Linked DNA regions of Homo sapiens: all the other regions are linked to region 1. A link is an interaction called in ENCODE POLR2A ChIA-PET data of the cell type or tissue named here. Cell type or tissue: HepG2. All regions are shown on one strand. Links, peaks and the distances in the headings refer to the core of each region. The heading gives the core; the rest is flanking DNA. Region 1 overlaps UPP2 (uridine phosphorylase 2). Region 2 overlaps CCDC148 (coiled-coil domain containing 148). Region 3 overlaps CCDC148 (coiled-coil domain containing 148).

Region 1 (10,911 bases), core at 2,173-7,172:
TACCAAGCTGGGCCCAGTCAGGAATGCCTAAGCTGCACAGAGGGCTTTGGTCTTCATTCTAAGACCAATGTGAAGGCTTTGAAGCAGGAAAATAACCCAATCAAACTTCAAGAATGGAGGCAGGGTGATCAGGAGTGAGGCTTCCTCAGTGACCTGGAGGAGAGATCATGGTGGCCTGGACTAGGATGGGTGCCAAAAAGATGGAAGGAAATGAACAGACTGGGGAAATATTTAGGAGGATCAATTAATAAGACTTAGTGATTGACTGGCTGTGGAAATTAAGGAGAAAGAATCATCACAGGGGTTTCCCAGGTTTCTGGCTTGTGCAAGTGATATGGTTTACTGAGATAGAAAATACCAGTGAGGAAGACACAGACATAAATGCATGCATGCATGCACCTGTGCGCACACACTCCTTGCAGGAGTTGAAGAGAAGATTAACTGTAATTATTTCATTCTTCTCCCTCTCATAGCCTCTCCTTCTCCGTGTAAAAAAAAAAAAAAAAAGATTGTCCAGGAGCAGGCAGATAAAAGTTCAAACTGAAGCCTCTCTGAGGTGGTTTTCACTACATGGTCTAAAAAAATATGAAACAAAGTAAAAATCCCATCAGAAAATGACGGCAATGCTATTCTAGCTTGCTTTTAGCTCTGATCTTTGAATTTGATGGTCAATTATTGAGATACCCTAAAAATGGCACTTAAAGTGTCTCTAGTGCCAAAAAGAAGTTCACAAACCAATGTACCTCTTGGGGGATTGTTTATTGGTGATGATAAATACCTCTTGTTTATTGTCATTGCTTGAAAGAGAAAGACATTCCCCACCCAGGAGCAGGCCAATTCAGACTCAACCGGCCTAGGACCTATTTCCTGCCCCAAGCCTCCATTCGGTCATGTGTGACAATGGCTCTGGGATCCAAATAATCTGTACTGTGTTGGAATTAAACTTTATTTGAGCCACAACCATATAAATAATATGTACACAACATTACATACTATACAAGTGTGCCAGTCATCCTCTACCCATCCCCCATCCAGTCATTCCGACTCCCAAGTATGTCAAATTGAGAAGAACCCAAGATGCGATCAGTTCACAGAGAGCATGTGCAGCCAGGAGGAGCACCATGCCTCCCAGAGAATCAAACGGGTAGGGCAATAGGCCGGTCTGGACAAGTCATACAAAAGGATTCCTTTAACATCTTGAACTCAAGTCTTAATTCAATTGCTATGAATTTCTCAGCCTATTTGGTTAATATTGAAATGGAATAAAAAATACAGCCTCCTCAAAACACTTTTTTTACAAGAAAAAATGGCTAGAAGGCAATTTAGTCACTTGTGATTCTGAAGAAAAAGGAAGGCCTTTCTTTGCATTACTGAGGGTTTTCAGTTGAGAGGAAAATGTAATCCAGAGTTGTTATATTCTGAGATAAAATCACAAACAGGCATATGTAAATCTCGAATCCTATTCTGTGGTGCACTGAAATAGTGCAGGGGTAAAAAAGCAGTATGGCCATATTTTCCTAATGGTAACTTTTCCATATAGACCTACATTTCACTGACACTTTTTTCTGTAAATATTTTGAATATGGATGATCAGTTTCTGTCACTTGTCCAATACCTAGAAGTGCCTGACAATGTTCTAACATGAATTTCTGGATTGGTTTCAGAAACAGAGTGACTGGTAACTATGTGCAAATGGCTGGTCTATTTTGATGTGAGCTTAATTAATGCTGCATATGAAACTCCAAATGTCATAATCCAGGAGTTTTAAAATTTTAATTATTAGACTGATTTAGTTAACTTATTCTAAAATGAAATTTGAATTTAATTTAGTGTGAGTATTCTTTTACAATAAATTCCTTTTTAAGAGAGAAGGATTTCATAAAGTCTTTCCATTTAGCATGTGGATGAGAACTATATAAAAATGCCACAAATAAAATATGACTTTCACATTACAACTTGAGCTACAAACTTGCAGGGGAGGGTTGGGCTGCCCAGTTAGGACGTCTAGTCACAAAGTCCAAGCCGCCGTCTGATGAAGTTGGAGATTAGGAGCTGAGGCCGTTGCTGGTACTCCACCAGGACATCATGAGGCAAGTTGATCTGATCACAGTCGAGTCTGTCGAGAAGTGTCACACAGACCACAGCAGCTAGAAGAGCAATTAGCACAACTGATGGAATGAATGGGTTCATCTTTTCTATAGAAGCATTAGCCAAACACACCAGCATCCCTAGCACATGTACTTTTGTGTATTTTTGTTGTTGTTGTTGTAATGTAGATGCAACCTACTGAACCTTCTGGTCTTCAATATTTTTGTGGAATCCCACCAAACACTTCATTTAAATAAGTTAACTAAAATTGTTGTGAACACTCCTCCTTCCTCTTTTCCTCCACAATTGACTAGATTAAGGCTCAGGAAAGCATCATGTTCAAGATAAAGGAGAAAGCTTTGCAATCTGAGATATGCCATCTCCTGCTTTCTATCCTATTTCCAGTTCTTAGAGGAGGGTCTTTTACGGGAGGATATAACTGGAGAACTAGCCGTAATTCCCAAGGTGACATTTTTCTCCTTGGTGCAATGGTTGAGTTTGCCTGCTGCATTGCAGCCCTTGCTGAAGAAAAAAGTAAATACAGAAGAGATATAGAACGCTGACCTCAGGAAATACCAATAAACGTGAGTACTGGCTCTCATGAAATTTGAGAGGAAAAAACATGATATGAAATGCTTAAATGTAAGAAGCAGCACCATGAAAGAGGAAATGTATTAGCATTTGATTTCTAAAGAATGAGAATGAAATCTTATAGGAAACTGGAGGAAAAAAAACAAAAGTCTTTTTTAAAAAATGAAACTCTTATTTTTGAAAAGTTGTCACAAGGGCAATGTCTTTGGTTTCATCAGCAAGAAAAATTGAGTTCCATATGAATTCTTTATTGTCAGTTTCATATCAAATCTTTGATTTCAAGGAATGTGGTTACCCACATTGAAATCAGTGTTAGCCACTTTGAATTGCTAACGGTGTAATAATCTCCATCTGAATCTGCATCATTTAAAAAAGGATTTCAGTACATATGTGATTGGATTGGATGTGTCTGTATTAACAAACTTGGAAGGCATGGAGAGAGTTGGGCATGAGGGTAGTGTTTATTTCTTTGACCTCTCTGCTACTCCAGACTTCTTTGTAAGATCTAGATTTGGGAAGAAGTAGTATACTGTAATTATAATAGTACATGCTATCTTTATTTTTAAATGACAAATAGTAATTATATATAATTATGAGGTACAATGTGATGTTTTGATATATGTATACATTGTGAAATGATTAAATTAGCCTAATTCACATATCTATCATCTCTTATACTTGCATTTTTATGGTGAAAACAATTAAAATCTACTCTCTTAAAGATTTTTCACTATACGTTATTACAAACTCTCATCACTATGCTATGCAATAGATCTCTCGAGCTTAATCCTCCTTGTAACTGAAATTTTGCACCCTTCGACCAGTTTCTCTCCGTTCCCCATCCTGCTCCCCTATACTCTGGTAACCACCATTCTACTCTCTACTTCCATGAGTTTGATTTTTCTAGATTCCACATATAAGTAAAATCATACAGTATTTGTCTATCTGTGCCTGGCTTATTTCACTTAACAAAATGGCCTCCAAATTCATCCATGTTGTTGCAAATGAGAGAATTTCCTTCTTTTTAAAGGCTAAGTAGTATTTCATTGTGTATATATACCACATTTTAAAAGTCTATTCATCTGTTGATGGACACTTGGTTGATTCCATATCTTGGCTGTTGTGAATAATGCTGCAACAAACTTGGGAGAGCAGATGTCTGTTTACAGCACACTGATACCAGTTCCTTCAGATATGTACCAGAGGTGGGATTGCTAGCTTATATGGGAATTCTTAGTTTTTTGAAGAACCACCATACTGTTTTTCATAATTGATGTACTAATTTACATTCCCATCAACAGTATTCAAGGGTTCTCTTTTCTCCACATCCTGCCAACACTTTTTATCTTTCGTCTTTTTTGATTATGGCCATTCTAGCAGGTGTGAAGCGACACCTCGCCATTGTTTTAATTTGCATTTCCCTGATGACTAGTGAGGTTGAGTGTTTTTTTTAATATATCTGTTGGCCTTTTGTATGTCTTCTTTTAGAACCTATTCAGATCCTTTGCCCATTTCTTAATTTGTTTTCTTGCTATTGAGTTGTTTGAGTTCCTTGTATGTTCTGTGTATTACCTCTTATCAGATGTATCAGTTTAGAAATGTTTTCTCCATGCGTTTCTCCACATTTCTCCAATCCATGTATCTTTTTTGTTTGACTTAGTTATTGCTACATGCCAAGCATTTATGATATCACTTAATCCTTTACAGCTATTCCTTGAGCTAGGATTATTTTTGTCCTCTTTCGACAGATGATTAAATGAGGGCTTAGAATGATCAACCAAATGGCCCAGTATTACACAGCTGGTCAGAGCCAATCAACTCCTAGCTTCCTAAACTGATGAGAGAAGAGTTCTCTACCTTCCATCCACTCCTCCCCTGAGCTAGCACATGGTGAACCATTAGGCAATCCTGCCCTATCGGTTATACTGACCCATCGGTCAGACTGACCCTCTTGTTCAGTGACGTGAAAAGCAATGAAAATATTCAACTTGAGCTGCGGCAAATATTTCATCACCTAGGACCCTATTTATTCAAAACTCAGTCAGTTGTAAAGCAACTTGGCTGTACAGGTAAACAAGCAAATGGAAGAGCTAGAAACTTCCCACAGCTTTTCAAGTTAATGATCAGCAAATCTGTGAAGCCTGACATGGGCTGGCAGTCGCACAGAAAAGTTGAAAGTCCTTCTCTAATCCTTCACTTTGGCAGAAGGATAAAAGGAAACCAGTGCTCTATACTTTTTACAGAGTGGGAACCGACTTTACTAAATGTCTTTTCTGGATTTCAAGGGGAATGCCAAAGATAGAAAAGAACAGGTTATAGCAATCTCAGTGGTGTTTTCTTGACCCTGGAGAATCCACTAGCGAGCAGCATATAATAATCTTGTCACTTAAAATTACTATTTCCATGAGCAATTAAAAGGGACTAATTACCCAAAACAATTTGCTGAAATTAAGCCTGACAGCTTTGCTAGCAAAATCCTCAGATTAGGCAGGGAGGGTGGCTGCTGGGGAGGAAGAGATACTTAGTGACCCAGCTGCCACCAAGGAGATTGTCAGTGAACTGACCTGAGGCTAGAATGTTCTGGGAACACACAGACCTGAACATGGAGCTTGGATGCACCCTGAGCTGAACTAGGACTGCCCAGTAATTGTCAACCCTTTGGGAACATTTATGGCTGCTTTGAAAATCTGATGAAAGTCCTAATTGGAACCTCTTTTCACACAAAAATACACATCTGCCAATACACACAAAATATTTGTGTATAACTTCAGGGGTCCCAGGGCCCCTGAAAATTCACTCATGAATCCTTAGGAATCCACGCACCCCTATGGACCACCACTTTAACCCCACCTCTCTGATTCAGAATGAACTTTCAACAAGGTTTTCCCATGAACAGTGGGCAAAGATAGCAGGGCTGGGCACAAATGCCCATTGCACAGCAGAAGTCAAACAGGGCTGGTCTTTGGAAAAAGGAAAAGCAGCAAAGATTAGCTTTGGAGTTCCCAGCCTGGCCTTTCTTCTACCTCTTCCTGGTTATGTTCATACCCTCCCCCATTGCTCCTCAAGGGTTTGAGTTTATTAAGCAAACACTACCTTTGCTCCCTATATGCCTGGTATGTAAAGCACAGGAAATGTTTTTTAATCAACAACCCAGAGTCTTTGCACTTCCTGTATCTCCGCTGAAACATTAATCTCAGGCTATTGGCTGCTTATTAAAAACAAGGTGGGGAAAATTTGTATTCAAAGGGGCTGGTCAATGGTAAGAGACATAGAAACAATTTGTTCTTCTAGAGTCATGTTTCTCAAAATGTGCTCCACTGGCCTCTTGCATCAGAATCAGAGATACTTAGGCTTTATTCCAGACATACTAAATCACAATTGGGGATGGGTGTTGGGAAAGCGCAGTGAATCTGCATGAAAACATCTTCCCAGTTAAATTATTTTTACATTAATATTTGAAAATGACTGCTTCAAAGACTTTAAACTCTATCTTTGAATCATCATTACCACAAATATACATACCTGGACCCCAGTTCTTTGGGTGCCCAAACAATGCTGAATTAGAACCAATTCATTATACCTATGAAGAATTGTCCCATACCTTTTATAAAGGTGCTATCAACGACACTGCCCATTATAATATAGCTGATAATTTCATTTAAGTTTAACATTTGGATCAAGATTTTGTGACAAACCGCAAATGTTTTTACTAGCTAATGGTGGCTGTATAATGCACAGTGGTTTTTTTTTTTTGTTTTTTTTTTTGAGACGGATTCTTGCTCTGTCACCCAGGCTGGAGTGCAGTGGTGCAATCTCAGCTCACTGCAAGCTCTGCCTCCTGGGTTCACGCCATTCTCCTCCCTCAGCCTCCCGAGTAGCTGGGACTACAGATGCCCACCACCATGACCGGCTAATTTTTGGTTTTTTTCGTATTTGTAGTAGAGACGAGGTTTCACCATGTTAGCCAGGATGGTCTCGATCTCCTGACTTCGTGATTTGCCCATCTCGGCCTCCCAAATGCAGTGTTTTTGTTTACAGCTTGGCTTCCAGGAAACTCAGAGCTCAATCTAAGTGTTTAAATTAAGTATTGTACTCCTGGGTGGCCTCTTTAATACTGAGAACTTCTAGCCAGACACAGTGGCTCATGCCTGTAATTCCAGCATTTTGGGAGGGTGAGGCACGAGGATTGCTTGAACCCTAGGAGTTCAAGACAGCCTGAGCAACAAAGTGAGACCTCGACTTTGCAAAAACAACAACAACCACAACAATAAAAACCCATACACACACAAATTCGTGGTTGTATGAACCTGTGGTCCCAGCTACTCTGGAGGCTGAGGTGGGAAGATGGCTTTAGCCCAAGAGGTGGAGGCTGCAGTGAGCTGTGGTCATACCACTGTGTTCCAATCTGAGTTACAGACAGAGACCTTGTCTCAAAAAAAAAACAAACAAAAAAAAACCTTCCTATCTATTTCCTTAAATAAATGCCTCCTATTTTTTTTTTTACCTCTGTTTAAATTATATTATTATGCATTCCTCTTTCATTGAAAGCTGCCACAAATGCTTTTTTAAATAGAGGCAGTACAGGTCATCTTTCGATAGATGAATATATTACTTTTTTGCACCTTATGGAATAGTGGAGAGAGTGGTGATCAGGAGACAGGAGATGTCTATTCTAATTCATCTCTGTTTTAGTCTGTTTCCTCAGGCAGGTCAATTACACTCTCTAGACCTCATTTCATCCTCTGAGCAAGGAGCAGGTTAGATCTCAAAGGCTTCTTGCAAGTCCACATCCTCAGCTTACATGCCTCACATGATTTGGTTCGTTCAAAAACCTGCTGTCTTCTCCAGGAGGTCCAGATGTAATCTCGAGGACTTGAGCTTCTGCCAGATGTGGGACCGTTAACCAGAGATGCTACAGGATAGGTAGACGATGGAGCCTTGTGTACTTACTGGAGGTGGGGGTGAGAGGCTCACCAGGGGAATCCAGATAGCCTCCCTGGGGTCATAGCAGGGGAGAGGAGGGCCACAAATAATGACAACCACAGACAGGGTGGAATCAATGGCGCTAAATGATCCCTAATGTGTGAGTTGTTGGCAGTGGGAAGGGAAGAGTAGAATAGAGGCTAGGAGGGTGGAATTAAAATGAATCAAACAAAACTATAGACACTGACCTTGATTAAAATATGTGAAAAAGCAAAAAGACACCTTTGTAAAAATCTTGTCCCTGTAAAAGTAATAAGTGAATTATATACCATTTATACCTGATTTTCCAGCTACAATGACTGATTTTCTTGGCAAAATGAGGGCTCTGCATACTATAAAATAAGTATCTGCTTAATGTTTTATTTGATCCCATCACTAAGTCAATTGGTATGTGCTCAGCCCTTAGGGTTTGCTTGTGGCAGTGGTGCAACTATCTGCTCACCACACTTAAAATGGAAAAATCTGCATTGACTTTTAGTGGTGCACATTTTGGCTCTTCCGTCCAGAGACTATGAACATGTTGTGTCCACACGGAGGCTGCTGGCAAGAAATGGCAGGCAGGGTGCAAAGCTGCCTGAGTCAGCCAAGCTGGGTTCAAAGTCCAGCTCACCTGTTTCCCAGCTCTGAGAAGGTGGGAAAGTTATTTAACCTCCCTGAGCTACAGTCATGTAGAATACATACAGAATGAAGTTTTTCTCTTGTAAAGGTGAAGAGCCCTGCAATTGGTCTCCTTGTACCCTGGCCTAAAGATTTTTCAAAATCTGGATTTATCTCCATTTTAGGGTTAAGAAATACTCTAGCTCCAAACTGATTATAACCTTTAATCCTTGTGGTATCTTTTTACCTTTATCAATGATCCTCATGCAGTTCTCAGAGTCCAATATCCTTCATTGTTGGGAACAGCAGAAGAATATAAACATGGAATTAAAGTCAAGATTCTGCTCCCTCTCATTGAACTGTACTAAGGTAATATTATAAAGACTAAATATTTCCCTAAGTTACCAGTGTCTGTCCAAGGAAATAACACTGAATTCTTTAAAGAAAAGCCACTGTGAGTGCTGCAAACAACTAGACATAGAAGAGGATTTAAGCAGAACCTAAGCGTAGACAAATATTAGGCTTCATATATTGTCAGGCAAGCCTGTGTCAAAAGGCAGCACTGTCTTTAAAACACGAATACAAGTTAAACATACTTACCACAAGTTCACAGTACAAGAGGATTATCATCTTTCATCAGAATGTTTGGGGCTTAATTAAAGTAGATTTTGCTTTAAGAGAGACACAGATATGTGCATATTATAAAGTGATAGGAGAATGCATTTATTGAGCATTGCACAGTGCTTCCATTGAACAGGTTTACATTATGCTGAAAATTTAGCTTTGGAATAATTGGGTGAATTCCACTATTTCCCTTCACCTGAATCTTTGTTAAAACAGCATTGGATTCCCAACTCTCTTTTCTAAAATAATGAGATCAGGATAGCAACAGTGACTTCTGGGTGTCAGTGGCCTTATTATAGGTAGTTTGTCCACCTATCAAATGTTGACAGACCCAGAGGTTGTAGATCTAGCAAAATAAATATTTGTATAGACCTTAGAGCAAAGGGAGGCTTGACTTTAAGGCTTTATTTCCCCCTTTGTGGACAGTTAGGAGATACTCCTAAGTCCTTTAGACAATTCTAAGCCACTTATATGGCTGGGGAATAAAGGTTAAAGTTTGCAATGGCCATTTTCCATAGTCAAAAAGAGTCTAGTGGCCCTTTTTTTTTTCATTCACTCACTCGTTCAGTAAATATTGAAAGCCCATATGGCAGGCATTATTCTAAGTACTGGGGATACAGCAATGACAAACAAGGTCCCTGTTCTTATGGCACTAATGGAGAGAAATAATCAATATATGCCTTTATGCACTAATATGCATGAAATAATATATAAGTTAACATATAAACAGACTGGAAATATAGTCAGTAGTGGTAAATGTGATGCAGATAAATGAAATAGAATGACACCATTGTGAGTGAGTGAGTGTAGGTAGTCATGCAAGACTTTTTTGAGGAGGTGAGATTTAGGGTGAGATGTGTAATACTAACTGCAAAGATAATAAGTGGTAATCCACGTGGACCCAAGGCCTCCTTGTGCTAAGTAGATCTAGAAAGATCTGTTTCTGCAATGGTCCAAACTCAGTGAGTAATTCATCTAAGTTAGTACAATGGTTCTCTAGAAGACCTTTGTTTATGTAAGTATTTGGTATTTATAAGCCATCACCTTAGTATGAATTCTGATTGGTTATCCAGTCATCTGGTGTACTAAAGGAACAGAAGAGGTGTCAGAAGGCTGTCTGGAGAGATAGGATAGGGTGGGCCATAACTAACAGTGGCAGGGAGGGGGTTAGGGAGACATGCCTATGGGCCCTGGGCTCTTGGTGCCAGGTGAAATCTTTTTTTCCATATTGCTTACCATCAGATGTCCTCTCTAACTTCCTCTGTTTCAGCAGCTGTCCATGAATGCATTCTCAGCCCTTCCCCAAGCAAGCTTTTCTGGCTCACACAAAGTGCGTTATAAATGGGTTAAAATCAAAAGGTGCCAGATGCCAGCTTCCAAGCTTCAGTGTTACGGGAACAGGATGTTATGAAGTAGTAATGAAAGAAGAGAATATGATAGCACCCTATCCATGGGGTTTTCGGTCTCTATACTTGGTGGCTGATCTTCCAGGGGACAGCATACCAGGAATCCACCTTTTAGAACAGTAAATCTGAGGGAGATAAAGAGCCGCTGGCACCATGAAGACATTCAGATAGAAATACTCCCAAGAACTACAGAGCTGCAGATGCAACTTTTAGTGTGAATGTTGGCAGCCTAGAAGGGGTCTACTCCATGAAAGGCTGCAGCAGTGGCCTGGGGGAGAGCTATTTGCAGGCGGAAATCAGCTACCAGCAGGTCCAGCAGCAGCATAAGAAAGAAAATGCAGTGGAGGGCAGTAACTACAGAAATGTAGAGAAGAAAGCATCCAGGAGGGAAACCTGCAGGTAGCAGAGAGAGCAAGGTTACAAAGATTTGCAGCAAGGACAGAAAGGCTCTTAGAATAACTTCACTTAGGTTTCTGCAACATCCTAAACAGAGAAAGAAAGACTCAGAGTCCAGGGTCCACAAGCCTAGAACTCTTCTTGGCTGCCAGTTGGTGCCTCTTAAGAAAGAACTGCTGGTCATCACCCGGTTTTCATGAAGGCAACATGTTGATAACTCGGCATT
Region 2 (10,911 bases), core at 706-5,705, 52 kb before region 1:
AGAAGCTGGTAAAAGGAATGAAGAGAAAGCAGTGCAAGAGATAGGAAGCACATTCCAAGAAGAAGGTATCATCAGTACCAGGCATTGCAGACAGGTCACATTGAAGGAGCTCTGAAAGACGGCTCTGAGTTTGCAATTTTGAGTCACTGGTGTTATTGGGGAAAGTAGTTTCCATAGAGTGGAGTGGACAGAGGCCAGACTGCAGGATGGTTTGGACTAAATGAGAAGTGAAGAGCTGGAGACAGAAAGTATGGCTTCCTCAGTTAAGAAATTTTCCAGTAAAAAGAATGAAAGAAAAAAAGATGGTGTCTGAAAAGGGAGCCAGAGTTGAGAGATACATCCCTCCACCCCATTTGAATAAGTTTGTACGTAGAGGAAAGAGAACCATGGAAGGTGGTTGGTTAGAGAGAGAGAGAGACTGAAGAATTAAGAAAGAAAGAAGTTCACTTCTGGAGCAAGATCCTAGCAGCAACTAGATTTATAGGATTAGGAGCCCAGATTTAAGGAGCAAAGGATGGATGAAGATGAGTTTTGACAAGGTTGGAAGCGGCAAAGCATATTGAGGAAATGAATGCTCTTTTCAGTGGAGCAGGTGAGGTTCTCCACTAAGAGGGAGAGTTAGCCATGATGTAGAAATTCAAGGAGAACATCAAGCAGCTGGGGAGAGAATAAATAATTCTGGAGCAGTGTTGAATGTCCAGTTAAGGATCAACTTCATTAGTACATAATAATTTCAACAAAGAATTAGAGTTGGATATTGGCAGGGTAGATGAGAAAGAAAAGGCAAGATAATTAAAGGATGCTGTTGACAATGCCTTTGAAGAGATAGACCCAGGGCTCCAAAGCTGGGGAGAGAATGAGATAAAGCCTGACTGGTTCTTGTAGCCTGGGAGAAAAGGCAAAACTAGAAAAAAAATTTCAGGAGGGAAGGCCTAACCTGGGACCTAGCAAGATTTCCATTGTTCAATGGTATTTAAGTTAATAAATGAGAAGTGAAGAGCTGGAGACAGAATGTATGGCTTCCTCAGTTAAGAAATTTTGCAGTAAAAGGAATGAAAGAAAAAAAGACGGTATCTGAAAAGGGAGGCAGAGTTGAGAGATACATCCCTCTACCCGATTTGAATAAATTTATATGTAGAGGAAAAAGAACCGTGGAAGGTGGTTGGTTATTAATTTAAGCTAATAAATATTGTTGAACAATGGAAATCTTGCTAAGCTCAAGTCACAGATTGAGTAAGGTTAAATGGGTGACAGTGTCAGAAGGGTGACAGGCAATCCATGTGAATGACGCTTCCTAGACTTGTGCAGCATACAGCCTTTCTAAGTCTATGCCATGACCCCAGACCTGGAGGCATATAACGGGAATCCTCAGTTCAAGGTGTTGGCAGGGGAACAGTTCTAGGTGATGACAATTCTAAGTTCAGTCTAAGGAAAAGTTTGCTGAAGTAGGGATGGAGTTAATGGTGCTGGAAATCAAGAGACTGTGTGGGCAGAGTTGAGTAAATATTGGACACTGACCCAGCCAGTCAGTAGTTAATTCCAAGAACCATAGAACAGACAGGATGGTATCATCCCAAAGTCAATGTGTACAACTTTCTGGAATTGTCACTGAGGAGCCAGAAAAACTCAGCCTCCTCTCTGCAGGTACCCTCTATTTTAAGAGGTTGCAATAAAAGTAGTGGCACCTGGGAAGCACTGGTTTTCAATTAAGGCAAATCATTGAAAGCAGCGACTGAGAATGGGGTCAGGTGTGGCTGAGTGTTCCAGTGGAGGAAGTATTTTATCACTAACATTATTTAAACTATTGGGGCATGGTGATTTTTTAAAAAGGTTTTTGTCCGTTTATTATTTTTAAATTCTCTATAAACAATGAGCCCCATTTGGAATGTTATTGGAAAGGAGTAGTTGAGGAAAATGTTGAAGATATGTAAAGATATAAAAGGATTACAGAAGGTCAGGTAGAAAGAGGAATGGTTCAGAAAAAGAAGAATAAATAAGTTGTGGCAGAAATAGTTTTTTGGATTAGTTTGGGGAATGAGCTAATATGATATTTGCAACACTCTTCCAGTGTCTCTCTCTTCACAGCTTGTCCTCCTTTCAACATGGGACTCCCAGATTGAAGTCCTTGTTTGTATCTCTCACTTCCAGCTCACCTGAACTCAAACAGCAGGCTTAGAACTGATTAAAATCAACAGGAAAATGTGCTCTTATTTATGGATTTTTGCTTCCATTGTGATAAGATATCCAACCCTTGGAGCTGCCGAAATAATTCTCAAAGAAGGTGGTTCATATCTCTATTTAAAGGCTGAGACGCCTTCGAGTTATTTCCTCTTCCTTTGATTTTACTGAATAGACCCTTTAAATATCGGCCAGTAGCCTGAGGTTTTCAGCTGTCATCAGGATACACCAGTGTTTTGTCCATCAGAGGGAAAGAAAGAGGTTCAGTAATAGCCATTATTGCAACTGCCCATCACCAGCACTTATCCAAGCCTGAGAAGGCTCTGGTCTCTGAGAGAACCTGTCATCCATGTGTGTCAGGGCCATAGGGGCTGGGAAAGAATGGGGTTGAAAGGTCCTGCTCTGGAATGTCAATAATACCAAGCAAGAATTTCTAGTTTGGAACAGTCCTGAGGCATATAACTGCAATGTTTAGCACAGGCAAACAGAAATAAGCCCTGTCTAGGTAGTAACTTGTAACTGGTTTTGTCTTGATAACAATAGTCAGGTAAAGTCCTTTTAATCTGTATATTTATCTATGCTGTAGTTCTCAAAGTGTGGTCCCCAGACCAGCACAATCAGCATCACCTGGAAACTTGTCAGAAATGCAGATTTGGGGGCTCCGCTTGACAACTACTGAATCAGAAACTTTGGAGCTGGCCCAGAAGTCTGAGGTTTAACCAGTCACACAGGTGATTTTGATGTACGCTCATTTGAGAATGACTAAGCTATGTAGCATTGGTTCTCATCCCAGGCTGCTCATTAGAATCATCTAGTGGAACTTTCAACAAAATACAGTACTTGGGCCTGACTACTAGATTCTGATGTAATTATTCTGGAGCGAGGCCTTGGCATTGCAAGTCATTTTACAAGTTTCAGTGATTGAGAACCATGATTCTGTAGCAATCTGAAAAGGGGCTCTGTAATTTGGAAGTTTATGAATAAATTCAAAAACTATTAAGAACAATTTTGTGATTTTACTACAGTGTTCATTTAGGCATGCTTATACATAACAGACCACAAATTATGTAAACTCAACAGAGTAGGGACTTCTTTCCTCTGTTTTATTTCCCCCCACTATTATAACCTGAGCACCTAGAACAGTGCTTGACACATAGTAGGTGCTTAAGTAACTCTATGTTGACTAATTTAACTAATTAATCAATTAAAAGATGGGGTTCCAATAGCTTCACAAAGGAACCAGGAAGCTCTCTGAGCTGAACAATGGTCTCTGTTTGGGGCTGGCAAGGGTTCATCTTTTCTGATTCTGCAGAGACCCTGTGAGTTTTCTTTGTTCTTGCCTCATGCCAATCTGTACCAGGATGTCAGTGTCTTGTGTCAGGATTCACATTCCTGTTTGCAGAAATTGGTCTTTGCTTATGCCCTTAGCCAGAATCCCCACTGAGTGGAGACTCCCAGCCCGTGTGGTTAGAGGAGTGATGCCTTTCAATGTGAATGTCTTCCTGTGCAATTTCCATTCTTTTCTTTGGGCAGACTTCTCCCCTCCACTTGAAACGTGTTGGCACCTGGCCTGCCTGCTTTGATCTGCACATTCTTCCCTGTTGGGGTGACCTGTAGTTAATGAAGGGGTCCCCTCTGCTTAGTAGGAAGAACAACCTCCTGAGTAAAATCTGAGCCAAAAATGAATTTCCCAACAGGCAGAAACAGGTTCCCCGTGATGCTGCCACTGAAACACCTGATAGTAGCACCTCCAGCACATGCCTGTTTAAAGATTTCTTGTTGCATATTGACTAAGCCACATGACTTAAACACTAAGTAGCAAGTTTGATTATAAACTGCCTTTAATTCAGTAGGGCAAATTACTTGCCTGAAATGTTAGGTGGTAGGGGGAGTTCCATACTAGTTAGAGACCCTAATGAAGATACGTCTTTATGCTCCATTTTATTGCTTAAGTTTTTTGTTTGTTTCTTTGTTTGTTTTAAATTGTAGAACTTGCCACTATTGACCATTTGTCAGAAGTCTTTTTCCCCCTTGGTGGCTGTAGCTTCTTTTGAGAGGAAAGTTAGCTGTGACTCCAGATAAAAGGGAGATCAAGATTTGGTACTTATCATTTTGCCCGGTTCTCACTGAAGTTTCAGTGAAGCCCAGGGAAGCTGTTACTACGGATCAAGGTGTTTCCAAACATTTGCATTTGTATACTCATTTCTTAGAGTGCTGTGCACACATTAAAATGTCTCATAAATGATACATAAATTCTCCATTTCTACATGAAAGCATACTGTCCCTTCAACTACACTCAGGCCTGGAGGCTTAAATAAAATCCTTTCCAGATTATTGTTAGTGCTGTGCCGGATTCTGCAGCAGCTGTTGCTTTTGAACAATATGATGCTTCTCCTCCCCCAAGAGAAGTCGAAAATGCCTCTTTTGCAGCACTTTCAACCTTTGTAGACTCAGGGAGCATATAATAGACTGAGAAATGAACCCAAGACGGTTTCTGTTTGGGAATTCAGTGCACAACTTAAAAACTATTGAGTTTAGCCACTTCCTGACATTGACTTTCATAGCAACAGTTTAATTTGGAGAAAATCTGCTACCTCAAGTGGCTAAAAGTATTTATGTGGAAAAATTTCCAAATGATTGACTTTACTGTGTTGCTATTTTCTTTCCCCATGAATATGTGAGTATTTGGCTTCCTCCCAGGAGTTTTTCTGCATCACTTCTCTTTAGGCAAAGAAAATTTTCTATCCAGAGTAGAAGAAGCACCAAGAGTTTCTCCTTTTTTAAGTGAAGTATTATTGAGTTTAAACCATAGCATCTGTAAAAATGAAGAATTTGAGTGTGTCTCCTAAGTCCTGAAATTTTTTCATGGCCAATCCTTCAGGCAGTCAGAGTAACCTTGATCATCACTTTGGAGCCAATGCAACTGTGGTCGGCTCTGTGCACCCTCCAGCTCCGCCTTGTCTCTCGCCTCTCCATTTGCATCAGTTTTGCTGCAGGACTTGTTTGTCTCCATGCCCTCTCTTACTGCCTTACCTCACCTCATCCACCTCTGTGGGATGTTCTCACCAAGGTCACCAATGACTCCCTGTTGTTTAACCCAATCATTATTTTGCACTAGAATTGATCTTTCTGTAGCATTTGATGTTGTTGACCCCATTTTCCCTAACATCTTAGGACCACTTATCCTCCTCACTTCCCTAAATGGTTTCCTCTCCTTCTTTCCCTTTCCTAAGTGTTGTTTCCTTAGGAATCAATCCCAGGCCTACCTCTCTTCTTACTCTACACTCTTTTTCTAGATGGTGGCATCTGCCTTGTGGCTTCAATTCCGTTCTACTGGTAAAGACTCCCCATGTATTTCTCCAGCCCAGATCTTGTGAAGACAGGTCTGTGTTCAAACTGAACTTAATTCTTTCACCTCCCTGTTTCTCATGTGAGTTCCCAGTCTTAGGGAGGAACACCCCTGTTCACTGTGTAAGAGAAAATTTCCTCTATCTCTTTCCCTCTCCCATAAAATAAATGAAAACTTTCTGTTGATTTTTATTTTCTACATGTCCTTTAAATCCCTATCTTTTCCCAACCTCCTATGAGTACTCTTCCCCCATCCTAGATCAGGAGGCCTTCCATTCCCATCTGGATTGCTCATCTCTAGTCTTGCCTCCCAACAACCCATCCTGCATATCACAGCAGATACTTCTCCCTGATCAAAACCTCTCATGCTTTCAAAACCCCCACAGTCCAGCCCCTCTTGCTTCTCTAGCTTCAGTTCTTGGCCCTCTGCACCTTATTTTGCTCATTTTTGGTTATTCTGAATGTCTTTTAAGACATACCTGCTCACTCTCACCTCTGGGCCTTCAAATGCTACTTTTTTGTCTGAATCATTCTTTCTATTCTCTCCCCTCCTGGTGCATTCCTGCTCCTTCTTTGGATCTTAAATTCAGAGTACTTCCTCCTATTATAGATACTGCCCTAAAAGCCCCAAGTCTGGGAAAGCTGTCTTTCCCATGGTCTCTGCCCCATTGTCCCATCAGAGCACAAGCTGCCCTGTATCATAATTGCCTGGGTCTTTGTATCTACATTGGATTGTCAGTTCTTCGAGGACAGGAGCATGTCTCCCATGTTGACGTTGTATCACCAGTGCCTAACACAGCCCTTGATGCATGGCAGGTGCTCAACAAATACCTGTTAAATAAATGAATAAGCCTCAAAGTAAATGATGAGTCAGCCTTCTCTACCACACAAGTACAAATGCCTTTCTCTCATTTGCAATTTCTTCCTCACTAGTCAAGCTCCCCTGACTGTAACAACTATTACTTTTCCACAAAACAGACAAAAACTTTGTTGCAGACAAAGCAACCTATATATCCCAAAGGAAGAGAAACTTTCCAAAGGTTCTGAGAATTAGCATATGGTAATTGTCAAATCCCAGGGTATTTTTTAATTGAACCTTCACAGTAGTTCACTTAGCTTGTACTCAGTGCTTAAATTGAGTAGAACCTCATTAGGGAGGTTGTGTCATGTCATGCCTTAGTGAAAGTGGAGAGAATGAGAAATAGAGCTTTCCATGACATGGAGGCGTGAGAGAAAGGGAGCATTCTGGTTTGTGGGCTCTTTAATCTATGTGTCTTGACTATATTGACTCCTGATTTTGGCAAGAACACTCATGGCCATCAAAGGAGGTTAGGATTTTCCTTCTAAATCTCATTCTGGGTTTTGTATTCCACAAGGATCCACTGTGTGCTTCCCTCCTTTCCTCTCCTGTGTCTCTCCTTTCATGACAGACTCATGAGCAACCTGTTTCTGGGGTATTCCTCCCCAGGAGCATGTCTTCCTAAGGGAACCCTGTGGCTGCAGCCTCAGCCACCAGTACTTGCCTGGGCTTCTCTGTCACTCATCATTCACTTGTTCTGTTCTTGCCACCCTGAGCTCTTCCCCTCTCGTGGCCTCCATGACTAGGTCAAGGCAAGTGAGGGCCACTCTCAGATGCCAGCCCTGCACTTGCTGTCTCTGCCTGGAATCCTAATCCTCAAGACCCTGCTCAGATACTGCCTCCTCCGTGAAGCTCTTGCTAAGTTTAGCCAGCCCCTCCCACAGTGCAGTGATTGGTCATCTCACCTTTCTCCAAATTCTCAGTGGCTCTTATTTGTACGTCTCTTAAGATCACATGTCTATGCTTCTATTTCTTTATATCCATAAAATGGAATTAAAAAATGGCAACCCAGCATGTGATTGTTGTGAGGTCTAAATGACCTAAAACATATAAAGCACTTAGCACAAGACCTGATGCAGGGTGAACACGCAGTAAATACCAGAATCCAGAATGTAAAAGGTCTAGTGAAGGTGTCTCCACCTTGGAAAATGCAGGTGTGCACACTAAGGGTAAAGGACATTTGTGACTGATGCCACAGAGAAAGCTAAATCTTTCAATGATGAAAGGCAGAGGTGGAGAGCTAATACTCCCCTGAGAACCCAGGTGCCTACTCTTTTGAAAGGATGAATTCCATCTCTATAATTCAGTAGAAGTATAGCTTGGGCAAGGAGATGGCAAGGGAGGCTGCCCAAAAAAGGCAGCAGAGGAGGGCCAAGGAGCTCAGGGCTTTAAGCTGGTATTTAAGTGGGCCATATTTTAATAGCCGATGATTTTAAGGGGGTTGGAAATAGAATGCTAAGGGAAAGTCATGTTTTTGCTGCCATCTACAGATGTCAAAGTGCAATTTTAAAAGTTGCTTAACACACATACGCACCTACTCAGAAAGTGAGAATGTAGATGACAATATATGTAAAGTTTAAGTTCTAGTAAGTAAAATAATTTAGACATATTATTATAGTAGCTTATTTTACTTTTCCTTCTAAAAATTTGTATATTTAATCAGTAATGTAAACTTTCTAACAACCCAAGGTGTGCTAAAGCTTCTCATTGGGAGACCACTATAATAGCTCACTTGAAAGTGAGCCAGTCACCTCTCAGGGCAGGTTAGCCAGAGCCATGGCAGCCAGTGGGTACTCTGAGAGTTAATAAAGTGATTTCAATGAGGAATGAGATGAACTGAATTTTACTCCCACGCTTTCCTGTATTTCTCTGGTTGTTATTAGAATTACTATGAATTCCTGTAATCTCAGCACTTTGGGTGGCCAAGGCAGGCGGATCACGAGGTCAGGAGATTGAGACCATCCTGGCCAACATGGTGAAACTCCGTCTCTACTAAAAATACAAAAATTAGCTGGGCATGGTGGCGGGTACCTGTAATCCCAGCTACTCGGGAGGCTGAGACAGGAGAATTGCTTGGACCCAGGAGGCAGAGGTTGCAGTGAGCCAAGATCGTGCCTCTGCACTCAAGCCAAGACTGTGTCTCAAAAAAAAAAAAAAAAAAAAAAATTGCATTTTATATGAGTGTCTTTTATTGATTTGGACTTGAGAAATCAGTAAAAAAAAAAATGTGACAGTGCTGTTACCTCTGAGATGTGTTCTGCCCCTATGCTGTTTTCTGTACAATCTCCAATATTATTATGATGCTTCCACAACTTCCTTCTGTGTTATTTTTAAAGGGTTAAATATAGACAAGAATTATTGGAAAGGCGTTTGATGGAGAAAAAGGAAGTGGCCCTTCAAGAAGCTCATGAAGACAAAGAGAGAGCACGGCGGCTAGAAGCCCTTAGGAAACAGGTGTTTTTCATTTGGAAATTTTCATGGGTGGTTTTTTTAAAAAAAATGTTTCTAAGTGCTCTTAATAGCATTCTTACTGGGGCTTAGTTCATGACATCTGCTATATAAAATTTAACTTTTCCAAATGGGGATACTGCTGTTCATTCCTGGGAGCAATTAGATTATATTGAACCATTTCCAGTTTCTCAGTGTATTGAAAGAACTTTATCATCACCTTTTAAAAAGCTCTCCCAAGATTTAACTATATCTATATCACCTAGAGTTTATTAGCTGGATAGTATCCATTTACAACAGTGAGGCTCTACATCTAGTCTACGAATTTTACTGTCCTCAAAAAACCTGGTGGAGTTCGAGCAAGATAATCTTCTTTGGCATAGGAGCCTCCCTTTGGAAACATCCCACAGTCAACAAATGTGTTAAAAACAGTTTTTTAGAAAATACCTATTTTGTGGAGAAATAAAAGCCTCCTATCACTTTGCCTAGTGAAAGTAAGCAAAAGTAGATGAAAATGGATGGTAGATGGCAAGGGTGAGAATTTAAGAACTTAGGAAATGTGATAGTTTTACTTGGTAGTTTTTCAGAGTTTTGAACTTGAAGGGGTTGTTTCAACTCAAAATCTCTAAAATCTTCATTGACACCGTTTCCCAGCTAATAGGAAAGGACTACTTGGTTTCCCTCCTGTGTTGCTGGAGGGAACACAGAATCATGGATAAGAACTTGGCCTCTGGTGTCCTTCCAACCTGGTACAAGCTGGTTGTGTACTCACCGGCACTGGAAACAGGTCATTTACTTAACCTCCGTAAGCTTTATTTCTTCATCTGAAAAATGGGAATAATAGGATCTGTCTGATAGGTTTGCAATAATGTGAGTTCAAATTTATTATTTACTAAGTGTAAAGCCCTCTTCTAAATGCTGTTAGGTATTACTTCAATTTCTACAACAACTTTATGACGTGGGCAATATTAATATCCCCATTTTATAGGAGAGGAAACAGAGGAGACACCGAGGTTAGGTGCTTTCTTCAAAGTCACACAGCTAGTAAATGTTATACTGATTCAAACCAAGGAAGTCTAGCTAAATGAGATGGTATAGATGTGGCATAAATGCATACGACTATTATATCATCATCTTCTTTGATAAAAAAAGATTATAAAGATAAATTTAAAGCATAGGAATGTAAGTCCTGGTAATCCTGGATCCTACAAAATTTTAGTTATTCAACTTATATATCATGGCCTTCTGGGTACAAGACTTAATGTCACTATTACTGAACACATTCTTGTTCAAAACATAACTTTGATAACTACAGTCTATATGATTAGAATTCTTTCCATCTGTGAATGCTTTGAAAGAGGAAATAGCTGTTATCTCTTATCTATAATCAGTATTTAGAACTGTGATGTAAGCTATTTTAGCTAGCAAACCTAAAATAATTAAAGCATGTTCAACCCTCAGTTATTTTATTACAGTCTTTAAATGGCATTAAGAATGCCATTTTCTTCATGCTAATTCTTGACTTTCAGAATTAATAGGCAGGTGTTACTAATGGTGCATATCATTTACAAAATTAGTGACTTCTTTTCATTAAGATGCAGGTTTGAATTATAAAAGACAAGGGCATTTGGGTTAAAATGACTTTGCAATTTTTCAGTAGAAGGAGGACAATGGTTTATAGCAGTCCCTGGAAATCTAGTTGCCTGGTACAAAGGAAATTCACCCACCTTGTTCACTAATGCCAACACACTTGACCCAAGAATTATATGCTCTAGATCCAGTTCAATCAGGTTAAACTTCCTAGGAAACTTCATGGGGTTGTTACCATAACCATAAATTGCTAATGGTCAAAAAGTGAATTTTTTTTTACTTTCTGTGACTTTCAAGTTGGTTGAATATGTAAGGTTTTCTATATGAGATTTCCTGTGACTTCATATCAGAAAGATAAATTGTTTTCTGAAATTAATTATAATTATTCAATCATTAGCAAATAACTATATGCCAAGGCATTTTAATATTTTGTCTTATATGTATTGTCTTGTTTTGTTTTAACTCCTTTGTGGATCTCTAGGACTGAC
Region 3 (10,911 bases), core at 5,890-10,889, 59 kb before region 1:
TCTTCCTTTATCCTGTCCCTGCCATCACAATGATCTGTGATCACTACCACAATGACTAGTTTGAATGCGTCTCAACCCTCTTGAGCTGCTTTTCAAAGCCTCATGATATAAAATCAATGCCATTTCACCTGAACATTTGATTAAAATCATTAAGAAAGCAAGTTTATGGAGGCAGAAAAATAGATGTTTATGCTTTAAGCACCAATCTTTAATTATCATGAGACACAAGTGGATGATTTATATCATTTGACCCTTTTTATTTTCAAAGAAAAAGAAACATTTGCTCGTTCCCAATAATGATCTAATCAGATAACTATATTTTTACTAATAACTGTCATAAAGTGACCTTCATTATTCACCTATAATTTCCTGAGACAGGACTTGGAGTTAAAATGACTCCAAGTTAAAATAAAATGGAGTTTTATTTTAGAATCTATCATCTAGAAGCACCTAAAGTCTGTTATAGAAAAATAATTTAAATAACTTATAAGCTAAAAACTGGTTTTAAATTAATATCAAAGGCCGGACGTGGTGGCTCACACTTGTAATCCCAGCACTTTGGGAGGCCAAGGTGGGTGGATCATCTGATGTCAGGAGTTTGAGACCAGCCTGGCCAACATGGTGAAACCCTGTCTCTACTGAAAATACTAAAATTAGCCAGGGGTGGTGGCGGATGCCTATAATCCCAGCTAGTTGGGAGGCCGAGGCAGGAGAATCACTTGAACCTGGGAGGCGGAGGTTGCAGTGAGCCGAGATGGTGCCACTACCCTCTAGCCTGGGCAACAGAATGAGACTTTGTCTCAAAAAAATATATAAATAAAAATTAAAATTTAAAAAAGCAATATCAAAATGTCTTCATTAAAACTATAAGAAAATTACTTTCCAAGCTTAAAGTATCATACACCTTAGAGCAGATGAATAAAACCAAGTAAAATCTCTTATAAACCAAGACATGTTTTCTTAATTCATACCTTGCTGCCATGACACTCTTCTGTTCTCCCTATCAAGCCTATACATACCTTTCAAGCAGATCCCTTTATGCTTAACTAATCTCTACTGGTCCCAAGGTCCCTGCCTCTGGTTTTTCACTCTTGTTTTGGTCTCCTCCCTTAAAAAGTCATCTTTCTGAGAACAAAGCTGTTTCAGAATCAAGGTTTGTTTGATTTCCCTCATCATAACAGAAGTCTTCTGCTTTTGTTCCTTAGGGGAGATGTTCTTGAACTTTACAATAGCTTTTCAGCTCTGTTTGACAAAGAGATAAAATTTGTGCTGCTGGTAACATACAGAATCTAACTTAAGATAAATTTAAACTCAGTTCACTGTTTCTGATTTTTCTATCCTACAAACTGTGCTTATAGGATGATAATTCCAAATAATTATTTCCGACCTGGAAAAAAAAAGACCTTGAAGCCATTTCAAGTATTCTCTGAAGATATCAGCCAAAAAGTCCAATGAAATCCCAGGCATCATTAGGAAAGAAAACAAAGGCATGAAATGACGTGTGTGTAAAATCATCATGAATTCGCATTTGGGAAACTTCATGATTCCTGGCATGATTCAGAAAATGAATATAATGACCATGAAGTTGGGCCATTCTTCAACTTCAACTTCAAAGGTGCAGAGTTGATACACTGGCCTCTAGTCTGAGAACACAGTGATACTATTATTTAAAATCCACCAACTTATTTGGTTTACACATTTAATAATTATTATTGAGTGTCTACTACCTTGGGATACAATGATGGACAAAAATGACACTGTCCCTGTTTTCAAGAACCTGAAGGCCAAGTGAGATATTCAGATATCCTGGGGAAGGGAAGCACAAAGTGCTATGGACACACACGGAAGTAGCACTTAAACCAGGTAGGGGGTGCCAGGGATGAGTCAGGTGTTTTCTTAGTAGAAGGAAAGGCCTTCCAGAAATAGGAAATGTCCTCCTGCCAAATCTCCATGAGGAACTGAAAGTAATTTAGTAATTTACTATAGTTGAAGTGTTTGGAGTAGGTTGGGCAAAGGTTGTGGTGAGAGAAAAGATTAAATAGATAAGTAGAGACCAAATTACAAAAGTCCCTGGAAGCCTTAAATATTGTAGAGCTTGAATAGGGTTAATTCTGACTTTTTGAATTAATTGATTAATTCATTAGAATTAATTGATTAATTCATTAGAATTAATTGCATTAACCAGTTAATGAATGCATTTAGTGGTTTTTACCTTTTCTATTCCAAAAATATTATAATATATACCCAGAGATTTAGCAAATTCCAGGATACTGGAAGAAACTTGTATAGAAACTGTATCTATCATTAGAGTGGCAATAAAAAAATAGGGAAGTAATTACCAGGAGGTTGCACATAAATTATGCATAGCAGGTTAATACATAAATTGGTTCAAAATGAGATTAGACAAACACAAGGACCTCATGAAGTATTAGGGGAAGTTGTTTATTAGAGGCTCTCTTATGCTCTCCAGCAAAATAACTTCAGTGACTTTATCAGAAATGGGGTTTTAGACAGGATGTTTCTTTGGTTAGATTTGGTATCATGTGTCTTAGGTATTTATATCTTTATCCCTTAACCATACACATACTTTACTTGGGGTAACCTTAGTAAATAAGATCTTCAATTAAGCTTAGAACTTTGTAGGATATTAGAAAGCCAGAGTCCATATCTGTTTGTGGGGACAACTCAGACATCCCATCTTCCATTGACTATATTTTTGAGTGACTTTTTCGTAATTAGACTCTCTACCTTCAAATTCAGCTTCTGTGGGATCATTGATTAAAATGTTGATTAAAAAAAACTTTAGGAGAAATAAAACCTTCAGATAATTTTCTCTCATTGAATTCTTCTACAGTTCTTTCGATGAAGTGCTGTAAGTTGAATCTGTCCTGACTTATTGTGAGTGGAAACAGAGAACAAAGACTTCTCTGTATAAAATTCCCAATCATTCTCCATGATCACTTTCAGTTCCCCATTAGCCTTATCATTGCCACATAAAGAGTCTTACTTTCTTTAGATTTTCCTGAATCCATTTTCTGATCTTTTAATAATGTTTGCTAACCTCCTGAATTCCCTCTTAAGGACTCAAGTATTGATTCTAAGACAGTTAATGATCTCACCTTCCAGTGTTTTAGTAGATACTAAGGTGGGCTTAAATTACAGATATTTTAATTTAAAGTTAGTCAATCAGAAGTAACTGCCCAGCTACTATCTAGTACATACAGATATGAACACATAAACACACAGATATAAACACATAGACACACAAGTGCAGAGTAGGGTATAGGAGACAATGTAGGTAAAAGAGCAGGGATTTTGAGCAGAGAAAAAGTAGACGTAAAATTTATATGAAAGAATTTCTGAAGATTTTAAAAAGGAGGGCCAGTGTGAACGTTATTCAGGTAAGTTATTTGATATAGGTTGTGCTTCCACAGGCCTTGGCTTGAGACATGTTGGACCATATCGAAAGGAAAGCAGATTGGGGGCAGTGAGAAAGTTTTAAGTAAAGATGGGAAATTTGACCCATAACCATGGTGTACTTTTGCACTTTCCATCTTAATACTAAATGGGCTGGATTCACAGCAAATAATGCACTGGACATATTTAACAACTGGCTGGGGGGAGGAGAAGAGGGTTGGTTAAATCCTGATTTTCAGCACGTGCTGATTTCTGTGGTGTAAATATCCCACCATAGCCTATTTCAAATTACCAACTTGATATTACTGAACACAGAGATGGGAAGAGATGTGCAGTGGCATACTCTCATATATTATTTCTGCCATACAGATTTAGTAGATATAAATTATCTCAAGAGCATAGATAATAGTAAAACACAGTAAAATAATTAAAAAGTGGTGAGTTTTTAGTATTTGTTACCTTTGTTTTTAATATAATTGATTTTGTGTAAATTTACATAATTTAATAATGCCTGTGTTTAACGACTAGCTTGCAAAGGTCCCAAAATGTAACAATTGGCTCAGTCCCTCCAGCTAGTATGAAGTGGCTCTGGCATATGACTGGGGTTTACAGGCACCCCAGCTGATGGAAGAAATCATGTGAGTAAGTCCCATGAGGAGCTAATTGTGATTCCCTATGGATTGCTATGGAATTGCCTGTGTTACAGACCTGATGTGCTATATCTGCTGTGCTGCCTCCCCTGATAAACTTTTCCAAAATTCAGAAGTGAGATCCTAAGCCTCCTGCGCCCACTGGACACTCTGCACTTGTCCTGGCTTGTATGATCAATTTGAAGAAAAGTGGGAGGCATCCTGAACACTTTGAAGTCTTGAGTAGAAGACTAAAGGAGCTGAATGTGGAGGTGATATTTCTATCTTGTCTTCTTGCAGGTTGCTGAAGACTCATGCAGATTGCTTTGGAAGCAGCATAACCATAGAAAACTGCCAGAATGTGCTGTCCATGCTCTTTTAAAAATGATTTCCTGAGTGGTCTGTGACCAAAAAGGGAGGCTCTGAGCTAGGGACAATGGGTCCCTCTCAAAAATGGAGAAAATATTTTTGACAGGAGCCTTAATAATTCCACAGAGAAGGAGCAGGAAGTATTATCGTAAATTTTTAGCAAAAACGCAAAACTTCACAGGGAACAAGAACAAACAAAATTACTTGGGGGTAAATGAATGTTAAACGATGATGAATTCCCAAGTATATGACTGAAGCATTCATAAGTTTAGTGTAGAAATTTGGACCATAAACTTAAAGGCCAGATGTTGGATATGCCTTCATGTGAAATTGTCAAATGTAAGAGGCACATCATAAGACAATAATATAAGCCAATGAATATATGGGGGGAAATGGAAAAGAGCAGGGGCAATTAACTGTGTCTGAGAGTGTGTAGAAAGTGGGAAAAGCATAAGATACATACCTCAAATACACAGAATAAGCCAATAAAGCCAGTGAACTGGAAATATCTTTCAGGAACAAAGAACAGATAATTTCTCCAATGTAGGTCCATATGTAGGCATTGATGGCTAGAAGCTGGGGTAGGGAGGGTCTCAGATGGACCCAGGACCAGCATGGAGTGAATTGATCCCAGCGAGACAAGCAGAGACTGTAGCACATGCAGAACTATCAAAGTGAGCTCAGGAGTAACCAGCAGGTTATGGGACATGCACAATTATCAGGGGCTTGTGGCAGGAACCAAAAAAGTGTGGATGAGCAGATGGGGGATGGGATGCTGGAAAGAGAATAACATAATAGTCAGAGGAGTTCAAGCACATGGGACCATTCAAAATAAAAAATCAAGTGAACTGTGGACCAGGCATTTCAATATATTACCTGCACAGGGCAGAAATAACAAAGCATAAAGCAATATCCAAGGGGCTGGTCACTATAACAATTTTCTATCTCGTTGTTGCTGGGTTTTCTATAGTTCCCATGCAATGGACACCATTCCCAGGAAGGTAGTGGTTTCCAAACTTTAGAGAGCAAAAATATCACCTGATGGGTAATATGAAAATGCAAATTCCAGAACCCTACCTCCAGAGAGCCTAGGGCAGGCCCAGGAATCCTCATTTTAAAAATAGGCATCCTTGATTCCAGTGCAGTTGGTCTACTCACCGCTTTCTGAGAAATACAACAGTATAATTAATCCAGGGCCCCTGCTGGTGAGACAGGTCTAGAAACACCCTGTTAAAGAGGCACAGAGTTTCAGTAGTTCCATCTGGTGAGCAAATGCTGACGCCTGTGAAAGGCAAATTCATGGCCCAACTGTGACAATTAACTTGTTACAATTGCTTGGAAATATCTACTCCTTTTACTTGGTTTTGTCTTGTCTTTGATTTTTAATGTTGTTGTTTTACCTGTGTTTAATACTAAATATCAGTTCAAATCTTGCTTGGAAACAGGAGGGTAGAAATTTTTATTAAATTTTAAAAAAATTGCCAACACCCTTCCTCATTTAATCAGAAATGGAGAAAGTGAATGATGCTGTTTAAATGTTAGTTGAGTAATAACTTATTTTTATACTAAATGTCTTGATAATGTATCAGAGAATACCCTTTAAACTGTAAATTTTTTTAAATTTTTTTTTTTTATTATACTTTAAGTTCTAGGGTACATGTGCACAACGTGCAGGTTTGTTACATATGTATACATCTGCCATGTTGGTGTGCTGCACCCATTAACTCATCATTTACATTGGGACACAGAAGGGGGAACATCACACACTGGGGCCTGTTGTGGGGTGGGGGGAGGGATAGCATTAGGAGATATACCTTATGTAAAATTGTAAATTTTTATGCAAATGGATTATTTTAAAAATATAAGGTACTTCATATACACCTAATAAGTGTGTGTCTTTATCTGTTGTATTCCTATAAAGCCTTATATACTCCAATGTTCTTGCATTTATAATGTTTTATCAATTGAACAGGGAAAGTTCAAAAGTTTCCATCAACTATACCTAGAGAAGAATGCATCACTTTGTCAAAATATTGTGGCTTTTTTTATTCTTTGTAGCTCTTCCAAATCCCACAAAGAAAGGATTATCGTTACTATCTGAGTGTGTGTGGGCTTGAATGCGCTAAACGTTTCTAGAGGAGCAAGGCTTTTTGATGCTTAAAAAAAAATACTGTGAGCTTTTGGTGCACACTAATCAGGGTATTACTCCACAAGCCATACCCTCCTAGGACTTCCATAGCTGATGTTATGTTGGAGCAGTCTCAGAATAGAGTCTTCCTGTGGTCCATGAGTGACAGTTGTCTTATTTGCAGAAAGGTTTGTCTCTGTTCACAATTATGCCAATTTCTGCATCAACACTTTTATGCATAGAATTGGGGCGGTGCAAACAAGACATTCTGCTGGAATTGAAGAATGCACATAAGACAGAAATGTTGATTGTGCCTGGCTAAACTGATACAATTATTTTCAAAGCCTAGAATCCAGGCACAGGATAGATTTGTTGATGTGTTAGTCTTCAGGGAAACCAGAGACATGATATCAGAAAGATGTATATTCAAAAGGAGGCCTTAAGGAATATTCTTGTCTCTTGAAATAATGGGGAATCTGGCAGAGAGGAGTTGTGACATCTGGGAAAGGATAATAAAGATTAAAATTTGAGTCACTTGGAGAGAAAATGTGAGTTGCCTTTCATATATTGACAGGGTTGACAATATCTCTAAGAAATTATAATCTTTTGGACATAAGCTTATTGCTTTTAGAGAAAATAAAATAGCCTTTTTTTTTTTTCTATTTAGACCATGGGATTGCCAAGCAGCTTAGGTCAGAGAAAATAAACCTATCCTTAATGGGCAATATTGATACCACTTTGTCAGCTTAACTTGGACTAAGTGGAATTTTCCCTTGGGTTTACTGTTTGGGGTCATGGTTAGGCCCCATGAGAGAGCCAGGTCTGTTTATTTCCTGACCTCTGTTACTGTGAAGTTCTCATGAAGGGAGAGAGCTCTTTTCCTAAGGAGCCTCTCCTGCTGCTGCTTTTCTTTCTGTGTAGAATGTGAACAAAGAGACACAACCACCTCTTGGTGTCCTTTGTTAGCTGTGTCTAGATGGCCAACGCTTGGCCATTGTAAACTTTATTAAAATAAAATTTCATAAAAGTTAGCTATCTGTTTTTCCTACACCATGATTTGCTTAGTAAACCCTGCCCTACTTCTCATTCAGCCTGTCTACCCTTCCCCAGCTGCTTTCCAAGTTTTAGATTTAATTATAATCCAGACATCCGACTAAAGTTTACAAATCGTGAGTTGTTGGAAGCCTGTTTTATTCTCTGGCCCACGACCCTCCTCTAGCAATTTCTCTGTTTCCTTTGAGAGAGATATCCAAAGAGAGACCCATATGGACATCTCTAGCTTAATGTAGGAAGGGAAAAGACAGGGTTTCTTGAGGTTTATTTCTGTCCATACTTGAATAAAGCTGGCGAGAAGATATATACATGTTTCCTTTAAAAGAGGGGGCTATCAGTGATCTACATATTATTTGTAAGTTCATCTGAATCTCTGTCCAGTTTATTGCTTTATCTTTTCCAGTAAAGTTGGTTCCCTGTTAATTTAATTAATTTTACTATCTTTGACTTTATTGTCTGAGTGTTGATGAAAGCAACACATCTCTCTCTCTTTGCCTTTCTTGAACATAACCTTTGGCATCTCACCTGAAAAAACTACAGGGTAGGTAACAGAGTTCCCCAAGTAGGCACTGGAGATGGGCTCTCCTCCTGAAATCCAAACACCAGGGTTCACTTGGCAGAACTCTAGGGTGAACTGCTTTGTAGAGTTGTCTGTCTCCAAAGAAAAAAAAGGAACAGTGATTCCGGAGCTCAATTCCAAAAGCTGAATTCTGAGACAAAACGGAAACTGCTAAGGTAGGTGTGACTTGGCAGAGTCACCAAAGAAGCTAGTTGAAACTCTATAGCCAGAGGAAATCAGCATTTGAGAAAGCCAAAGGAAAAAAGCACTAGAAAAAGTCACACCCAATACATAAATATATTTTATCATTTGTTTTTTTAAAGCATGTTTAAAATGCCTAGCCAAAACTTTAGCTAATGAAAATATTTTACTTGGGGGGATTAGAAGGGTTACTTAAAAAGTAGAAGAAAAAACCCCGAAGGCGTTTGTGAAAATAACTGTTCTGCTCCACTGACTTTCTTTTTTAACCTCAAATGTTAAAGAGGCTGTTTGTGAAGCCTCTTCGCTGATCATTTCCTAGGCTGAAAGAAAATCAAGGTTTACTTCTTTGCTGTGGGCGGCTGAATCACTACAAAAACCTTTGGTCCTTTTGATGTTTGCTTTCTACAGAAGTTCTGAGAGATCTGGGAAGGAAGAAAGAGAATGTAATGGGGATTTTTCAAACAGCATTAGAGAAGCCATGTTTTATTAATCTTATTTACTTAAATCATTTGTTTGAGGGAGAAGACTGTGGTTTCTTTTGTGGTCTCAGTGCCCTCTCGGTTCAGCAGTGCTGCTAAAGAAGGGAACCCAGTTCCATCATCATAATCATACAGATGTCTATCTCCAGAAAAACGAGGACCAATTAAAATCAGTTCTCACAATAAGTAGCCGAAGTTAAAAATAGATAGAACTAGACCGAAATATTATGACTTGATAACACGGTGGTATATTTTATTAGCATGTCTTTTTAAAGCTCAATACTAAAGCAATGCCTCTTTTAGTATTTGTGATTCTGAAAACACATTTATGAAAACCTTGGGCATCAGGAATTATGTGTCTTATGAGAATTTTTCAGCTGAAAAAAACCTCTCCAATAAAACTAATCACCCATGCTTATCATTTTCTTACTTTTAAAAGCATTATTTTGCTTTACAAACAAAATTAGCATAAGAATTTAAAGAAAGGTTCCAATGTTATGAGGTAAACCCTCAACAAAAGTTCCCTTCTTACACAACTGTTAAAATGATTATATGGCCTCATGAAGATTTTTTAAATGCAATACATATTAATTGTGGAGTTAAACTATATCTACCATAAACCATTTGTGAGTTCAAGAGTCACTGTGCAAATTACCCAATTAGTATCAAATGGCAGATGTCTTTTGTTAGTGAGTTCATATGATGGCAAGTGACAGGTGCCTCTAAGTATTCAAAATCCAGATGTAAGCTCTGCCTTTGTCTACTTGATAGGTGTTTCTAATTGCTCTGGGTTTTTGGTTTGTTTTGCAGAAATATGATTGTTATACATTTACATATATGGCACTTTGTATAAATGTGCTGAATAAATGAATGTATTAGAGGCAATTGGGCAAATAAATGCTGATCTGCCTGGGTGGCCTTTTAAATTTCAGTTCATGATAAATAATTTCTGAAAGCCAACATTATTTCTGCCTGTGCTGTCCCTCCAAAATCATGATCCTAGCAAGTCTGTATCATGGTCGTGGATGTCATGCCTCAGTTTGGCTTTTAGCATTCATGGCTCCTTATTCTCAAAAGGAACTGACACTAGATTTGTTCTCCAGTAATTCAATTTCTCTTCCAGCTTCTCAAATGATTAAATATCTTACAAAGACATACTCACTGACTAATTAGACAGGCTTAAAGGAATAATGTATATTTAATTTATTCTTACATTTTTATTTTGCCAACTCCTGTGTCCTGTTATTTACCTACAGCTTAGGATATTCAATAGAATGCTTTCCATCACTTTTTAATTTCACTCATCATTTATTCTATGTTTCTTTCATTTATTGGTGCATATCTTCTGTGTTTTAGGCACTCTGCTAGTTCTTGGGGATACACAGGAGATTAAGTCATAGCCACTAGACTCAGGAAGTATACAGTCTAGTAGACAAGACATGAAAACAGAAACTATAATACAAAGCAGGAAGTGTCTATGTGTCTATGCCATTCAGTTTGTTTACTTGACCATTCTTGCTTGCTTATGGAAAGGTAAATATTATTTCCCAAACTGGGTCTATTGAGAAAGGTTTCTGTTATCAGATAACTGAGCAATAAGCACACTAAGTCCTCCTTTTAGAGATTCATAATGCACTCCACCATATTATCATAAATATTCTGAAAGCTCCTGCCATAAATAAATTTATTTTACTTTGTTTATCTTAGTATTTCCCAAACTTACTTGAACACATTTTTATAGTATACGTGTTAACTTCCTGTGGGAAATTAACATTCCATGGACCATCAGTTTGGGAAAAGAACTGATTACCCTTTGGAACAGCTAGATACATGTCCTCTTGTTATAGAGGACAAAAAGACACAGATTTCCTTACACATAGAAGATGTGTCTGCTAGTCAGGAATCTTCAGAAGCAACTGACAAAACCTAACTCAAACTAGCTTAGGCAGAAAAGGGAATGAATTGATTTACAAGAATGGGAATCCAGGGCATGAGTCTTGCCTCAGTGACTCAAATGGTATCTTCAGATTCCTCTCACTCTCTTTCTGACTCTTTACTCAGTACCTGTGTACTGAG

What was found. Peaks named below come from ENCODE experiments on the same cell type or tissue, not always from the same donor. Only the 100,000 strongest peaks of a DNase experiment are listed, where the experiment ranks them.
Region 2: POLR2A ChIA-PET joins it to region 1 with 14 read pairs; 2 of 35 experiments call an interaction of 5 or more read pairs at or near these places.
Region 3: POLR2A ChIA-PET joins it to region 1 with 14 read pairs; 2 of 35 experiments call an interaction of 5 or more read pairs at or near these places.

Annotation. Positions count from the first base shown.
Region 1 is chr2:158,125,984-158,136,894 of GRCh38, reverse strand. It overlaps UPP2 (uridine phosphorylase 2), which reads right to left. Exons shown (of 7, transcript NM_173355.4): 7 at 741-2,147. The coding sequence ends at 2,005. Among named protein-coding and RNA genes, the nearest start is that of UPP2, 30 kb to the right of the region's middle. In HepG2, for the core only: no CTCF peak of the experiment used is centred there; DNase peaks (open chromatin) are centred at 4,744, 5,294 and 5,784; H3K4me3 peaks cover 1,244 bases.
Region 2 is chr2:158,176,807-158,187,717 of GRCh38, reverse strand. CCDC148 (coiled-coil domain containing 148) reads left to right here. Exons shown (of 14, transcript NM_138803.4): 12 at 8,722-8,839. CCDC148-AS1 (CCDC148 antisense RNA 1) reads right to left here. Exons shown (of 5, transcript NR_038850.1): 3 at 9,606-9,657. Among named protein-coding and RNA genes, the nearest start is that of CCDC148-AS1, 16 kb to the right of the region's middle. In HepG2, for the core only: no CTCF peak of the experiment used is centred there; a DNase peak (open chromatin) is centred at 2,587.
Region 3 is chr2:158,189,154-158,200,064 of GRCh38, reverse strand. All of the region lies in intron 11 of CCDC148 (coiled-coil domain containing 148), which reads left to right. The region is part of intron 3 of CCDC148-AS1 (CCDC148 antisense RNA 1); the gene reads right to left. Among named protein-coding and RNA genes, the nearest start is that of CCDC148-AS1, 28 kb to the right of the region's middle. RefSeq lists an enhancer at 8,530-8,689. In HepG2, for the core only: no CTCF peak of the experiment used is centred there; DNase peaks (open chromatin) are centred at 8,284, 8,774 and 10,324; H3K4me3 peaks cover 1,415 bases.